Linked DNA regions of Homo sapiens: region 2 is linked to region 1. Evidence: chromatin contacts called from ENCODE Hi-C or POLR2A ChIA-PET data. All regions are on one chromosome and are shown on one strand. Each heading gives the region's core, a stretch centred on a gene start or an enhancer-like site at or near the end of the contact. The rest is flanking DNA. Distances are from core to core; before and after follow the strand shown.

Evidence for each region. Hi-C counts contacts between places; a loop is a spot of excess contacts on that map. ChIA-PET counts read pairs that join two places held with the same protein, here RNA polymerase II (POLR2A). Pooled maps may share reads with other maps.
Region 2: a loop to region 1 is called in a pooled map, with 4 times the contacts of the local background. The contact joins two enhancer-like sites. A Hi-C loop is called at or near these places in 1 of 168 maps with a recorded cell type or tissue (IMR-90), 9 of 37 single-sample maps with no recorded cell type and 5 of 50 pooled maps. POLR2A ChIA-PET finds 5 or more read pairs at or near these places in 1 of 52 experiments (CD4-positive, alpha-beta T cell).

The regions. Positions count from the first base shown.
Region 1 is chr6:5,562,659-5,567,897 of GRCh38, forward strand. All of the region lies in intron 5 of FARS2 (phenylalanyl-tRNA synthetase 2, mitochondrial), which reads left to right. Among named protein-coding and RNA genes, the nearest start is that of FARS2-AS1, 110 kb to the left of the region's middle. Within about 2 kb of position 2,298, at least 2 of the 41 ENCODE cell types and tissues checked have a DNase peak (open chromatin) inside an H3K27ac peak, as active enhancers do.
Region 2 is chr6:5,469,808-5,475,046 of GRCh38, forward strand. All of the region lies in intron 4 of FARS2 (phenylalanyl-tRNA synthetase 2, mitochondrial), which reads left to right. Among named protein-coding and RNA genes, the nearest start is that of FARS2-AS1, 14 kb to the left of the region's middle. Within about 2 kb of position 2,929, at least 2 of the 41 ENCODE cell types and tissues checked have a DNase peak (open chromatin) inside an H3K27ac peak, as active enhancers do.

The sequences.
Region 1 (5,239 bases), core at 1,048-3,547:
TTCTTAAAATGACAACCTTGACTCCACTGTAATTTATACACACACACACACACACACACACACACACACAGTGTTTTTCATTGTGTTAAATCTTTGTAATATAAAATTAACTATTTAACCATTTCTTTTCTTTTCTTTTTTCTTTTTCTTTTTTTTTTTTTTTTAAGATGGAGTTTCGCTCATCGCCCAGGCCGGAGTGCAATGGCGCGATCTAGGCTCAGTGCAACCTCTATCTCCCAGATTGAAGCGATTCTCCTGCCTAAGCCTCCCGAGTAGCTGGGATTACAGGCACCTGCCACCACGCCCAGCTAATTTTTGTTTTTTTGTTTTTCTTTTTTGTTTTTGTGGTTTTAAGGAGCAGAAAGTTTAATAGGCAAGAAGGAAGGGAGAGGAAAGAAGGAAGAAGCTCCCCCGTACAGAGACAGAGGGAGGGGGGCTCCAAAGCCAAAAGAGGAGGTCCCCACCTGCCACGTATACCAGCCAGGTATATATGCAGAGGCTGGAGGAGGCAGTGTTTGATTTGCATAGGGCTCAGAGGATTGGCTTGACTAGGCATGTCATTCACGTAGCCCATGAAAATGCTGGCCCTCCCACCCTAGACTTTCAATATGCAAATGCAGGGCACAATAATGTTATATACACGTGGGAATATGTGGGGGCAGCCACATTGCCAGGAACATGTGGGGAAAGGACAAGAAGGCTGAGGGAATCTCCATGTTTGGGTAGACACAGTTTCTAATGGACGTTATTTGCATATCAAAGGTTACTGGCCTGGCTCTAAGAGCCAGGGCTTTACAAGAAACTTTTCCAGAGATGCTTTAAAAAATGAAAACTTCCCAAGGACCCCTTTTCCTACATCATTCCCCCTGTGGAGATGCCACACTAACTGCTGTTAGGGGGTTTTGGGGGATGACTCCTTCTGGCTACTTCCTGCTGAAAAGGGGTTTCGAATGGGGAACAGTAGCTAGGGCTCCTCCTGGGGTCGATCTAAGGATCCTTGGAAGAATGGCATGTCCATGTGTGTGTGGTTCAGCTTACAGCACCATTTGGAGTTTGATTGCTTCTTGGTGAGAAGAAACAATTTGAGTTATAGTATGGAGTATACAGGGTCCAAATACCAATACAAGATATATAAGCAAGAAAGTGCTTAATAAAGGGGTTAACCAATTCCATAAAGAAGACTGGAATTTATTAAAGAGAGATTGTAGCCCCTCAGGGCTGAGGCCGGCATTTTCCCTGAGCCTGTCAACAATTTTGACTTGATTTTTAAGTACCTGTAGATTTTCTTCTACTTTACTAGAGGTGTTAATCCAAAAGCAGCATGTTTCATTTAAAACTGCATTACTAAACCCAATAAAAAGTCCTAGCAGACTCAGTGATAGTAAAACTTTCATGCTTCCTTTTTGTCAACTATTATCCCTGCTGTAAGGGTAATAATTAAGCAAAATACTACAGCAATGGAAACTCTCTGTCCAATATTTCAGTTAGAAGGTGCTACCCTGTATAACCCTGTTGCAAATAGTAGAGTGAGGACAGCAATTCCCACAAGTGTGGTGTGGGTAGGTAATTTCCATCTAAAATTTTACTTGCTAAGATATAGAATTCTCCTTTGGGGGTCTATGAAGTTCCTTGGTTTTATTTTCCCAAACAAAGAAACCTCCGGGTTATGGGCACCTTACTCACTTTCATTACCCGGCAGAATTTGCAAGATAATTGCCCAGAACTAGCGTATTGATTCACATTTTTATGTTACCCATCCCTTTTTTTTGTTTGTTTCCAAGCTGCGGAAGATCACCACTTGATTCACAGGATCAAGCAGAGTTAGTCTAAAATGTAGGCAAAAAGCTTAAAAACAATGAATGAGACTAGGATTTAATGACAAATGTAAGATAAACTTTGGAGCAAAATCTTTTTCTCCAGTCCTCATTTTTGGTAAAAACTAGTTATGAATAAACTTTAGACTTAAACTTGACCTGATTATTTGCATAAAGTGCAGCAAGAATGGTTATTTTTACATAGACCTTTTGGATTGACTTTGATGAAACTGTTCCACAAGGAATTTCACATAAGACTTCTAAAGCCAAGCCCAGCCATGGGTTTGTGTCCTCTAATACCTGTGTGTTTGGTGAGCCTATCCTCTCGAGGTCCCAAGATAAACTTGGAGCTTCCAGACCTGTTAGAAAGTGTCATTCTTTACTGACCACAGGTTAGGAATCCTGTGCGGGGACTGTGCAGACAAGGCATGAGGCCAGTTCTTCCTAAGGGGCTTTTTTTAATTGGCTTTGCCTGTCACGCTTGATTCCTTAAAGGGAAACACACACTTTCAGTCAAAGCCTTGGTAAAATAACCAGTTTTTCCAGTTGTGTCCTGTTGATGAAGAAAAATGGATTCTTACTGCACTGATGCAAACAACTATATTGCCATAAGTTAAGAGTACTCACAGATAGTTTCCAAATTCTAGAGGAACCAGGCAGAGAAAAATAAACATGCTCCAAATTTTGTTTACAGGAGTATACCTTACTCAATTATTAAAGGCCATAAATAGTTTAAAATAACTTTCCTTGATGCTGAAAATCAAAACAAGGATCAGCAGTATTCCAAGCAAAAGTTAAAAAGGTTACTTTCACTTTCTGAGTGTAGTCCATTTAGTTAACTTTTGTTTTGCTTGAGATTTGTCAACATGTCAGTTTTTTATGAGCTCTGTACTTTCTTTATTTCAATATTACAATCTTTAAAGCTATTAAAAACCTGCATTTGAGAACACCTGTTAAAGTCCTTAATATAGCTTGATGATAAACTGTCTTTTGAGAAGGAACAAAGCAAGACAACAATTGTTTGTGAATGACAAATTTCCAGGACAGTTATAGTTAAAAATATGACTGACAAGTTTATTTATCTTCATGGTTTACAGTAACTTTACCATTAATTATGATTGATAGCATATACTTAGACATTAGCATTTTAGAAATCCCATACAATTTTGGAACATATATTAGTATTATTCACCAAAATATAACTTAAAGAAGATTGGACATCATTTCGGCAATCTCATGTGACTAAACATCTCAAATGATCCTGTTTACCTCTTTTCTGAATGTTTCAGGGGCCTTCTGAACTATCCAAAAAGCCAGGCATCATGAAGGACAATTTCCAGATTGCCGTAAATTATTTTGCCAAAATGATGACTCAAAAGGAAAAAACCTTTCATTAGCCTTTACTGTGACATGAAAATTTTGTGCAAAGCCAAATTTTACCCTTGCATTAGTTTATTAATGTTAACCCCAATTCGTTTACATGAAACCGTGTGGATTATTCCATCTAATCCTAACCAATTTGACCATGAGGTGAAATCTTTACAAACCTTTCATAACCCTTTTACTAAAGGGCAGATTAGTGTCTTAAGAGCTCCTTGCTATGCTTTTATTTTAATGCTTAATTTATGAGAAGACCATCTGGATGCTATGGGAGAAGACAGCGTAGTGCTTGTACCATGCATGTCATTACAAGGCAGCCCAAAGCCAATTGGCTTATTTTGTAATCAGCTCATGCCTGATGGGAGTCTCATCTCTCAGTCGGGAGTGGGGATGTTTCCTTATCTTCCAGGTGGTCAAGAGCATGCTTCTCTGATTTATAACTACTATCAGCCATCCCTTACAGTGTATTTTCTACCTAGTTATTACACACCAAAACTCTCACAATGCGAAGTAATTTCTGATACCCCCAAAACTCAAAACCATCAGATAACACAAGCAAAACAGAACAGAGCCGTTGATTTTGAGAGGGATTTAGCTCCTTTTAATTCCTGGGGTTTCATGAGGAAAACAGAGGATTTTCCCCAAAACAGGGTTTGTGATGCCTCCTCTGTTTTTCCCCAGAAGTCCCATACTACCAGAAGTTATTTTAGGGCCTTTTATGCATGCATTAAGAGTGGTAAGACACAAAATGGAGAAAAATAATTCAGTTAACTGAGAAGAAAAGAGCCTTTTTCCAGAAAAACAAGATTCAAGAAGAGAAAAACATGAAGGACTTTTAAATATACCTATAACTTGAGTATCTACTTTTAGTTAAGCTGGGCACTCTTTAAGAAAATCCTTTTAAATCCCTTGTTACTTGACTTTAGCCACACCAAGCATTTAAGATGTTCCGCTTTTGAACTTTACAAAAAGTCCCCTTACAGGTGAAACCAACAAGCCTTAATTAGGTTATGACTTAACCGTGAGTGTACAAGGTATTTTTAAAGGAGTGATAGGCAGCTTTTGAAACTGTCATTGCAAAACTGTCACTGAGACAGTGAAAGAGATTTGACCCAAACAACTTCATTTTGTTTCCAGCCCCAAAGCTGTCCTTGCCCATGTCTGGGCGTAGGCCGAACCAACTTTGGGAAGAGCTGGGTTTACAGTCTATAGTCTAAAACAGTCTATAGGTTTACAGTCTATACTCTATAGTGGCTACACCATTTAATATTCCCACCAACAGTGCACAAGTGTTCCAGTTTCTCCACATCCTCGCCAACGAGTTATTTTTGTTTATTTTAATAATGGCCATCCTAATGGTGTGAGGTGGTATCTCATTGGGATTTTGATTTGCATTTCTCTAATGACTAGTGATGTTGAGCATCTTTTCATGTAATTGTTGGCCATTTGAATATCATCTTTGGAGAAATGTCCTTTCGAGTACTTTGCGCATTTTTTAATTGAGTTCTTTGTTTTTTGTTATTTTTATATATTTTTAAAAGGAAATCATTTGCAAATGTGGCCATCGTATTGCTGCAAACAAATTGCTGCCAGTACAGATTACATTGTTAAGCATGATGGTTGAAAATATATATCACATTTAGACCATTACTGGCCACAAGGAACTGATATTATTTGATGTGGTTTTTGAGGTTCGTTCTTTGTCTTGCTGTTACTCTTCTAGATACATATCTATTTGTTGAGTATAGCCTGGTGTCATCACCCTAGGTCCTACATGTTAAGATTCCTAAGGTTCAGACAATAGATGGAGGATAAAGAGTTGATTCTAAGAGTCTTTTAAAATTCTGCCCATGTTTATGCATATATACGACATACAGTCAAATCCATCCCCAACATCATCTTTGAGTGTATGATGAGACAGAAGAGATCTGAAATTTAGAGGCCTTGGAATTATTTAGCTAGTCGCTAGCTATTTTCCCCTGGGTCACTCACCTGACTGTTCTGTCACTACATTTTCTCACTGGTAAAATAAGTTCAGATACTCT
Region 2 (5,239 bases), core at 1,679-4,178, 92 kb before region 1:
TGTTTTTCAATATAGTTTAATGGCTTACTTTGTGGGTTTAGGATTTTGAGGTTCTGCATCTGAATTCTAGTTTTGTCATTTGTCATTTGTGTGCCCTTACACAAGATACTTACCTCTCTGAGTCTCATTCTTCTCATCTCAAAAATAGGAATAATACTGGTACTGACCTTGAAGAGTTGTAAAAATTAAAAAGTGATGGATGCAGAGCACTTAGAATAGTTTCTGACACAATAAAACTTCAATGAGTAGTAGACTTCATTATTATCTATTTTATTATTAATATTATTGTTCACAACACCATTCCAAAAGGAGTTAATTTTTGATAAAGAAGCAGAATTTCTTTAATACAGTTGGCCCTCCATACCTGCAGGTTCTGCATCCGCAGACTCAACCAAGTGTGGATCAAAAATATTCAGGAAAAAAAATGCAAGTAAAAAACAATACAGTATAGCAACTATTTACATAGCATTTACATGGTATTATGTTTTATAAGTAGACGTAGAGATGATTTAAAGTGTACAAGAGAATGCGCATAGATTATATGCAAATACTATGCCATTTTATATGAGGGACTTGAGCATCTTCAGGTTTTGGTATTTGCAGGGTGTCCTGGAACCAGTCCCCTGCAGATATTGAGGGATGACTATACACTACCCAATTTCAGCTCTACACCAAACTCGTATTTCCAGATGTATACATGTTAAGTATCATCATTACATAATGGAAAAAAGAATAAGAGTAATATTCAGATCATTTTATTTTCTCCTCTGTAATTTTTTATTAGAATAACTAGTAACTATATGTAAGGCTCAAAGTGGATTTGTTCCGTATAGTTTGTGTAGTTCTGTATAGCGCATGGGACTGGGTTTGTTGCTACTAAACTGAAAAACAAAGTTGGAATCTAAGTCCTGTGTTTATTAAAAATTCCAAGAAAAACAAGGCTTTCTTTTTCATCTAACTTTTCTAGAAAATAGACAAATCAATGAGATCCTATAAGTATCATTGTCCTGGAAGAAGGTGAGTGGAAAGTAAAGAGACTCAATTTTTTTATCTTTTTAATATGTGTTCATGATACAAAATTGAGCACTCTGAATTTTCGCAGACCTTTCTCCCTTTGCTGTATTAACCTCAAGTACCTTTGAATAGTCTTGGTACAGGTATATTCTATTTATAACAGCCAGTCTATTATCTGGTTCTCTTCCTCTTCCTGTGTTCCTTTCTTCCTGCTCTTACTGATCAGAAAAGGCTTTCTAAGCTAGAGTGTGAGAGTTACATGTTAACAATAAGTGAACCCCACTGAGGGGTTTCAGCCACTGAGAGACTGACCCAGAAGCAGCAGTAGAGGGCGCTCGGCCCCTCATTTCATAATAGTGGAGCCTGCACCAAACGTCTTTCATTTGAGGAGCTAAAAATGAATTGCACGTATTAATTAAGTCTTGCCGAGGCCTTGTTAGTGATCCGGTGCTAAGCGCCTAAAATAAGTAGATCTTATTTTAATCTTGGGGAAACTGGGTATAAGAGGGAATTTCCTGAGACTCCATAGCAAGAGTCAGAATTTCAGCAAAAACCCAGGAATCCTTCTCTTACCTTTTCTTGCTCTGGCTAATATCCCAACTAGCCCTTCATTTACGAAGAACCAAAGGGAAACTCCAGGACTTTTAATTTCCTCTTGAATAATTCCTTTAATGAAGGACATATGAGATTTTTGCTTGAAGTAAATGTTACCAGCAACACTGTACCACCTATTTTAAAATTAATCCCTTTTGTTAGATAGCTATTCTAGTGGCTCTTTGCTTTTAACCAACAAAGGCCCTTAAGAAAAGGAAAATGAAAAATAAATAGCAGTCCTGGAATCCTATTGCCTAGTGTAGGCAGATCATATTCTGTATGATCTTGTTGGCTCATATTATGTGGTGATTAGAGCTGGGCTTCAATCAGCTGGATGATTCCCCAAGGCAGGGTCTTGTCCCACCAGTGCACATGGTGCGCCCCGTCTGACACCAGGGCGACTTGAGAATTGAGCCCAGGGAAGCTGCAGTGTGGTGCAGCAGATGCGTACTGGTGGTTGCCATGGAGATCGCTAATACTGCTGAAACCCAAAGAAAGGGCATTTGCCACAGCTCAGGAGCCTGCCTGAAAATGAATGAGAAACAAGTGGAATTCAGAATAGTCCCCCAGCTCCTTATCCCACATGGAGTTTTAATTTCCTTTTCTCCTCCTCTTCCTCTTCCTTTTTCAAAGAATAGATTGAAAACAAGGCTGTGTTATAAAGCATGCTCAGCCCCCTCCGACCTCATTGCTGCCTGACATATCCCTGGAATAGATGTATATTAATGACGACGCATGACTAATAGGATTGGGGCTGGGGGCTGGTGTAGTGGTGCTTCTGGAGCCTGTGGGCCGCATGTCACTGGGGTTTAGCAGGCACGCTGGGATTTGTCTGCAGCATATGCGCTGCTGTTAATGATTGAAAAATTACCACAACAATTAGTCATGGATCGCTGAAGGCAGGGCCCCCAAATGTGATGGACAATGTGATTAAATCCATGTATGTGACAATTAACTCTCCTGCAGGTTTATCCACCAAGGAGGGTGCCCTAGGGGTGAGAGCAAAGGGGAATGAGAAGGAGGAAAAATGGGAAAACAAAAAGGAGCAGGAGAGAATAATGCTGCAGAATGGATCAGATACAGCTGGCACTATTGGTTTTAATCTGATCCTGAATTAATCACGGTTTGATTAATCCTGGTTTTATTGCACCTTTCTGTTGCCCATTTATTTATATCTTCCTTAATTTTATAGAAGCATGACTGATTAAATTCTGCCCATTCTGTGTTTTTTAAATTTTAAAATCAGGTCTCTCCATTTAATGTGATGTCCTAGGTGGTCCAAGGTGCAATTATCTCGTAAGAGCTTAGCAGGCACCAGACATAGCATGTCATGAATCCCCTTATGTATCACAGCTGAGTAACCCAGAATAAATATTTGTTTGCTCAATATTCTGCCTAAGTAAAAAGAAGCCTTGTGATGTCAGTCTGCTTGTTTATTTGGGTGGAAGAAATAAGAATACACACCCCCGCAACTTTGTTAAATACAGAGAGCACACATTCAGTATATGTCACACACAAAATTTTGTGCATAAAGAAAAAGTGTGTTAATATTTGGATGAAGTATCTGCAAATATATATTCATGGCCTAAAAGGGTAATGTTTGCAGTCCATAGATATGTTCATACGTGGAATTATTTTTAACCAGTTTGTATTGTTCTTGTTTTGTTCTCGTTTAGATGTTACTTTTGGTGTTATCTATATTTGCATACCAAACACTACATTTAAATAATGCCAAGGAGGTTGTGACACGAATCAGCACAAGCAAAACCTCATGCTTTGTAACTCACGCATGTTGGATACACTGTGTGCATTAAGAATACCCTGCTCCTGGCCAGGCGCGGTGGCTCATGCCTGTAATCCCAGCACTTTGGGAGGCCGAGGTGGGTGGATCACGAGGTCAGGAGATTGAGACCATCCTGGCTAACACAGCGAAACCCCGTCTCTACTAAAAATACAAAAAAATTAGCCGGGAATGGTGGCGTGTGCCTGTAGTCCCCGCTACTTGGGAGGCTGAGGCAGGAGAATGGTGTGAACCCGGGAGATGGAGCTTGCAGTGAGCTGAGATTGTGCCACTGCACTCCAGCCTGGGCGACAGAGCGAGACTCTGTCTCAAAAAACAAAAAAAAAAACAAAAAAAAAAAACAAAAGAATACCCTGCTCCTGATTCAGGAGAGGGCATCTAAAGCTTTAGAAAACATTGAATTATATTTACATACATTGTTTTTCTTCTTACAGCATTCCTGAGGGTTATTCCATTGTTCTTGTTTAGGGTGAATTTGGTAGAAGACTCAGTTTTTTATTTGCAGGCTAAATTGGATTATCTTTGTTACTTGCATTTTTACCTGATCTACCCAGGCATATAAGGATAGATTTGTTTGTGATGTAGGCAGCGGTGTCTTTCAATATAGTAGAAAAAGAAAATAATCAGCATAAGCAAAGATCTCAGTGCACAGGCCACACAGAATGGACGCCGCCCTGCTGGATACCTTTACACCCTTGCATCCCTAGCTGCTGATATCACTGTGTTTTTAGAACACCACTCCAGAAACCCAGTCTATCCATGAATGATTTAGGAACCTCAGGATCCCTCCTGTTACCAAATTTGTGCTCTCCATGTAGCCTCCCAATAACCAGCCCTTCAGTTCTGTGAAGGCAGGAAAACACATCATTCATGAATGTCCTTCATACCCATCAAACTAAAGGACTGCATACTTCTCGAGCCATCATCACATTTCCGTTATCTCCAATGGCACATGCCGCTGTCTACATGTATTAATTTCTGCTGGGGCTTCAGTAACCAGGGCCAGCCAGCACGGTTTGTTCATTTGTTTGTTCATTAATGCATTATTTCATTTATTTATTATTGACATATGTTGGGCAGTGTACCGGGTACTTGAAGTGGAGATGAAGGTGGGACACAGGGAGACTCACAGTCCCAAATTTTATGCTGAAGGTGTGTTGTAGAGATAAGATATACAGTCATGCATCACTTAACAACAGGGATGCATTCTGAGAAACATGTTGTTAGGCAATTTTGTCGTTGTGTGAACATCATAGAGTGTATTTACACAAACCTAGATTGTGTAGCCTACTACACACCTAGGCTGTATGGTATGGTCTGTTGCTCCTAGGCTACAAACATGTACAGCACTTTACTGAATACCGTAGGCAATTGTAATGTGACGGTACATTTTTGTATATCTGAGCATATCTAAACATAGAAAAGGTACAATAAAAATACAGTACTGTTTTTTTTTTTTTTTTTGAGACAGTCTCACTCTGTCGCCCCGGCTGGAGTGCAGTGGCATGATCTCTGTTCACTGCAACCTCTTCCTCCTGGATTAAAGCAGTTCTCTACCTCAGCCTCCTGGGTAGCTGGGATTACAGGCACCCGCCACCACGCCCAGCTAATTTTTGTATTTTTAGTAGAGATGGGATTTCACCATGCTGGCCAGGCTGGTCTTGAACTCCTGACCTCGTGATCCACCCACCTCGGCCTCCCAAAGTACTGGGATTACAGGCATGAGCCACCACGCCGGTGCCCAGCCCAGTACTGTCATCTTACAGGACCACTGTCATATATAAGTAGTCTGCCATTTACCAAAACATTGTTACTTGGTGAACGACAGTG